2 separate regions of the Homo sapiens genome follow, and region 1 is linked to region 2. Evidence: chromatin contacts called from ENCODE Hi-C or POLR2A ChIA-PET data. All regions are on one chromosome and are shown on one strand. Each heading gives the region's core, a stretch centred on a gene start or an enhancer-like site at or near the end of the contact. The rest is flanking DNA. Distances are from core to core; before and after follow the strand shown.

Region 1 (3,184 bases), core at 478-2,977, 140 kb after region 2:
GATAAGGGTTTTAGAATCCTGGGCATCCCCTCCCATCCCATGCCATCTGATTGGTGCTGCATTAAAGTACAGAGGTCCCTGCTAGAATTTCCCTCAGTCACGTCTCTATTACACCCACGGGCTTCAAGTTTGCCTGGAGTATTTACACACAGTTCTGCAGATTCAAATGGATTCAAATGGGCGCAAGGGCTCAGCATCACACTGGTCACCAAAGGGACACAACCCAGTCCCTGCAAGACATATCAGCTTGTATGTCAGTCAAAGACACAGGCCTTAGAGGGACTGATCATAAGCATAAAACATAGCAACAACAAAAATAGTCATGATCACTTCTTCAGCATTTATTTTGTGCCAAGCACTGTTCCACGCTCTTTATATGTGCTGGCTTATTTAGTAAATGTGAATGAAAGACTCTGAATAATAAGAGTCACGTTATATTAAGGCAGTCAATGCAGGTGAAACAAAAAAAGGAAAGATCACTTCGGCTGACTGGAGAAATCAAGAGAGGCTTCATGGGGGAGGCGGGACCACACTGGTCCTAGTGCAGTCTGGGAAGAGTGTTCCAGAAGCAGAAGCAGGCACACCTGGGCAGGGCTACAGTGAGTTTGCTGAAGGTCACACATCTGTGCTTTGGAGGGCAGAGCTGCAGGGCCACAGGTATATTCAATGTAGTGGGTTCTGGCATCTGAAAATGTTGTTAGGATGAAATTTCAAAATCAGGTTTTATTCCTGATGAAAGTAGACTGCTCTTAACTGGGGCTTCACTGCTTCTTTTCCATTTCTGTTTGGAGTGTGATTTTTTTAAGGTAAGATGTACACGCAATGAAATGTGCAGATCTTCAGTGCACACTTTGATGAGTTTTTGACAAATGCCTTCACCTGTGTAACTAACAATCCAATCGAGATCTAGAATACTTTCATGGGCATGAAAGGGGAGGAATGTGACCTTTGTGATCAGATGGTCCCATACCTACATCTTCTGGGCATTTGTAAGTTGGAATAAATCAAAATAATCAACTTCCTCCCTTACCCCACGCCAGTCCACCTCCTACCCCCGGAGAAAAAATAAAATAAAATTCATCCACATCTAAACAGACAAATGCCTACCTAGTCTGTCTGTGTATTTGTTACCTTTGTGCCCCAGAACCAAGCTTCATACCAGGCACAGAGTGAATGATCCATACGTGTTTCTTAAAAAAAGGAATTAACATCCTCAGATTAAGGTCTCCCAGGAAGTAAAGGACTCCACTTTCTCTAAGTTCCCATGTGACACTGACAATTATATTTTCCTGTCCTCTCTGTTGAGATTAGGAAGGAGTCCCTAGGAGGATGCAGAAGAGTATCCTTTTGTCCTGTCTCCTACCTGTCACCCAGACTCTTGTGTTCTCTACAGCCAGTCCATCTTAGGCCTCAAATTCCATATGTTTGACAAAATCAAGCAGGTAGTTCAAGGTGCTCGTCTCTCCTCCCAGCTATTCAGCAGACAAAATCTGTGACATAATGTACCCCAGCCTCAGACACGCTCACCCTTCTTTCCCAGGCCCTGTGTGAATGGGCCAGGCCACTCCTTGATAGTTTTCAGGCAAAACACATGAGAACACTCCCAGGAAAGAGAAGCCTCCAGGGGTACCATCCGTATGCATACCACGCATTTACTTCCTAGCCTCACCAGCGTTTTGGGTGTGGCCACAGCTACTCCCCAAACCTTTCATCTTGCAAGTCCCTAGATGTCCTCCTCGGGAAAGCTCCCTGCGCACAGCTTGTGGGAGACTGCAGGCTCATAAACAGCATAAGCCAGCATTCCAATCAGATTATTTCTCACTTGCAATATTGCACAAAGAGAAAAAAATAATGCTGAACATTCTGTTCGTGGAAGAAAAAATAGCAGGAGAAAACTGTCACATTGTTTGGTCTATTTTCAATTTCATTCCCGAGCCCTGCAAATAGCTATCTGTGCAAGCAGGCCAGAAGAGGACTCCAGCGACCTGACATGCACGATCTCAGATCAGGTCTCTAGGGCCTGTGAAAAAGGGAGAGACCTTTGGCTGGCACATATCTACACATGTGATAAAATTGCACAAGACTAAATACACACTCGCCAATGCAAAAAACTGGTGAAATCTGAATGGATAAGCTTGGTGGGTTGTACCAGTCAATTTTCCATTTGTGATATTGTACTATAGTTATGCAAAATGATGCCACGTGGAGGGGAGAACTGAGTGAAGGGTACAGGAACCCCTCTGTACAATTTATTGCAATTGCATGCAAATTCACGATTATCTCAAAAGGCAAAGTTAAAAAAATGCGCTTCCAGTGTCTGATTTAATGGGACTAGGTTGCAGCCTGAGCATCAGAGTTTTAAAAGCTCCCTAGGTGGTTCTAATGTGAAGCCCAGGCTGAGAACCTTTGCTCATGAAGGTTGGGAAGGTGAGACACACACATGAAATCCAGAAACAATCAGCATGTGATACAGTACCAAAAGCTTCATGAATACTTGTGGAGCAAATCAGTGAACTGCTGAACAGACGCATAAGGTTAGAGGAAGTCCGGTAGGATGAGGGAAGACTTCATGGTGAAGTGGAACTTAATCAGGACGGGGCATAAGTGGAGAATTCAGAGGACGGGAAAGGGCCCTCTAAGCCAATAAAGAAGGGCTCAGAGATTGTGTGGCCATACTGGGGAGGAGGGGAAGAACTGAACTTGGGGACAGCTGAGGAGTGAAGATGGATAAAACTTTTCATAATAAACTGGCTCTATCCCTGTGCTTAGACGAGTGGATCTTTCAAACACCTGAACCAGCTCTAAGTCCCTGCAAATTGCCAAGAGCAATTTTCAGCAAAAAGCCAATTCCCCAGAAGGCACTTGGCATCTCTCAGATAAGCAAAAGAGGGGGAGGCTGGAGAGGCTTCAGAATATAGTATCGATGGGTATAAAAGTAAGCAGTCCTTGTCATGGTTCATGTCACTTTGCCTGACTGCACTTCAGCTGGCCTTAGATTCCCCAGTCGAGAGCCCAGCCAGGTGCTAGAAAATACCAGAAATGACCCGGGAAAGGGTAAAATGGAAATCTCAAGCCTACATACCAAAGCGAATGCACTTGACTCAGCAGGTCCCTAGAGTAATCATGCAACACCTCTTTATTCTTATTTTATACACAAGTCTAATAAGCTTGAGTATCTGTTTCC
Region 2 (2,918 bases), core at 41-2,540:
AGGCCCTCCAGCCAGACTGGACTCACTGAAGCCTTTGTGCATCTTGGTTCTTCTATAGTGAGGGGCGGTCCATCCACTACCCACCAAATGAGACCTGCACACAGATGTTTATAGCAATGTTATTCATAATTGCCAACACTTGGAAGCGAACAAGGTGCCCTTCAGTAGGCGATGGATAAATAAATGGTGTGGTACATCCAGACAATGGAATATTATTCAGTTCTAAGAAGGAATGAGCTATCAAGCCATGAGGAGATATGGAGGAACCTAAAATGCATATTATTAAATGAAAGAAGCCAATCTGAAAAGCCTACATTGTGTGATTCCAACTATATGACCTGGAAAAGGCAAAAACTATGGAGACACTAGAAAGACCTGTGGTTCAATGAGATATAATCTCATACCTGTCAGAAAGGCTATTATTAAAAAGACAAAAAATAACAGATGGAGAGGTTGTGGAGGAAAAAGGACACTGATGCACTATCGGTGGGAGTGTAAATTAGTTCAGCCCCTGTGGAAACCAGTTTGGAGAGTTCTCAAAGAACTTAAAACAGAACTGCCATTCAACCTAGCAATCCCATTACTAGGTATCAACCCAAAGAAAAATAAATTGTTCTACCAAAAAGACCTGCACTCGTATGTTTATCGAAGTACTGCTCACAATAGCAAAGACATGGAGTCAACCTGGATGCCCATCAATGGAAGACTGGATAAAGAAAATGTGGTATATAGATACCGTGGAGTACTATGTACTCATAATAAAGAATGAGATCATGCTTTTTACAGCCACGTGGATGCAACTGGAGGCCGTTATCCTAAGCAAATTAATGCAGGAACAGAGAATGAAATACTGTATGTTCCCACTAATAGGTGAGAACTAAACAGTGAGTACACATGGGAACATAAAGATAAAGACGGGAACAACAGACGCCAGGGAGTACTAGAGTGGGGAGGATGAAAGGGGGCTGAGGGTTGAAAAACTGTCTATCTGGTACTATGCTCACTACCTGGGTGGTGGGATCATTTGTACACCAAACTTCAGCGACACGCGATTTACCCATGCAACAAACTTGCACATACATGTGTTGAACCTAAAATAAAAATTAAAAAAAAAAAAAGGATCTGTGGTTTTCAGGGGTTGGACGGGGTTGTGGGAGTGGAGAGGGATGAATGGGCAGAGCACAGAGAATTTTTAGGGCAGTGAAACTCCTCTGTATGATATCATAATGGTGGATACCTGTCATTACACATTTGTCCAAACCCATAGGATGTACAACCCCAGAGTGAGCCCTACCAAAGACTGTGGACTCTGGATGATAATGATATGTCAATGTAGGTTCATTGATTGTAACAAAGGGACCACTCTGGTTGGGAATGTTGATAGTGGTGGACAGTGGGAGGAGGCAGGGGGTTTATAGGACCTCTTTCTGCTCAAATTTGCTGTGAACCTAAAACTGCTCTAAAAAATAGTCTATTCAAAAATAGTAAGTTAGAAAACAGGCAGTATACTACTGTTTTATCATTCCTTTAATGAATACACCTACATTCAAATGTCCTTCCTTGCTCTCACACGGCCAAATCTGACATGCCCAGGGGACATGGAAGAAGGGGAAGGAGCAGAACTGCCACCAGTACTGGGGCTGCTGCAAAGGCTGAGGGACCCAATGTGGAGAGCCAAGGTTGGGAAGGATGCAGAGTCCTGCGGCTGCGATGCCTGCAGTGGGCTGGAACAGAAAAAGGCTACTCAGTAAAATTTGGCAACGGACACGAACTCACTTTCTCTCTCCTAGCTGTGCTTTTCCTGCAGGGACTGAACAAGGGCAGTGTGTGCACATGTGGGAGTGCCAGAAGCACCAGCGCAATCCAGATGTGCCCAGGCCCATCTGTGCGTGAAAATGCAGACACACCACACTATTTATCAATTAGTGTCTGCTGCTGCCAGTGTCACCAGTTCTCTGCCTGATGAATGATGCTAGGCTGGACAAGCCACACCCCAAGGTATTTCCACTGTCTGCAGCAAAGCCCACCAGGGGCTGTCAATAAACATCCCCAGCATAGCCCCCAGGCACTGAATGATGGGAGTGGGTCAGATGGGCACAGCCCTTCAGGACCCGGGCAGCTGCCGGCCAGCCTCGAGCAGTCCACTAAAAGAAACAGTTCCAGATGGTGCCTCCGAGCACATCCTCTGGGTAGCAGCCACTCTGCCCTAGTGCACAAGACATGGCTAGATTTCAGCCCCTACTCAGCCCCTTGGTGAGGAGTCCTTGTGCAGTGACCAACCTACACAACAGTATACTGTGGCTCTGTGAGCACCTACACACACAGTCCCAGGGAAATGAGTGTATCTCAGAGATCCAGGAGACCCAAAACCAATCTCAGCTCTGCCTTACTTCACCAGCAGAGGTTGACCAAATAGATCAACCTCTCAGGGCTGCCGTTTTCTCAGCTGTAAAATGAGAGGCTCCTTCCTGCTCTAACAATCCAAGATATATGGGAAATTGAGAGTACATTTCCCTTCCTTTCCCCGGGTTGCCCCCCTTTCCCTTCTTGAACTTGACCCAGCCCTTCCAGACCAGGCTAAAACTGAAAATCAATTTTAATTATAAAAATCCGTTTACTGTATCAATAAATCATTCTGGCTCGGCTTGGTGGTGGGGAGAAGGTTACACCTGGAACCAAGCTCATAAGTCACTCTCTCCCTCTGCCTTGCCGCTCGGGGGCTGCCACCCCTCTGCTCCCTGCTCCAATATTCATCTCCGTCATTAGGCTGTGGATTATTAATGATGTCCTGGGCTGATGGATCGGAGCCCAGATGCTCTGAAACACATTGTGCTGGTTGTAACTTGATTTTCAGTGGACCCCTTGACAGCAAACCTTGATGGGCTTTTTCCCCTTTCCATGGAGGGGGTAAAGAGGGG

The links. A loop is a pair of places that touch in the nucleus more often than their neighbours do. ChIA-PET counts read pairs that join two places held with the same protein, here RNA polymerase II (POLR2A).
Region 1: a map of sigmoid colon shows a loop between it and region 2 (2.1-fold over the local background). The contact joins the enhancer-like site here to the promoter of PLXNA4-AS2 in region 2. A Hi-C loop is called at or near these places in 1 of 168 maps with a recorded cell type or tissue (sigmoid colon). POLR2A ChIA-PET finds 5 or more read pairs at or near these places in 1 of 52 experiments (K562).

Annotation. Positions count from the first base shown.
Region 1 is chr7:132,399,027-132,402,210 of GRCh38, forward strand. The region is part of intron 3 of PLXNA4 (plexin A4); the gene reads right to left. Among named protein-coding and RNA genes, the nearest start is that of PLXNA4-AS1, 48 kb to the left of the region's middle. Within about 2 kb of position 1,728, at least 3 of the 41 ENCODE cell types and tissues checked have a DNase peak (open chromatin) inside an H3K27ac peak, as active enhancers do.
Region 2 is chr7:132,259,571-132,262,488 of GRCh38, forward strand. PLXNA4-AS2 (PLXNA4 antisense RNA 2) reads left to right here and starts at 1,291. Exons shown (of 3, transcript NR_134565.1): 1 at 1,291-1,332; 2 at 1,791-1,998. The region is part of intron 4 of PLXNA4 (plexin A4); the gene reads right to left.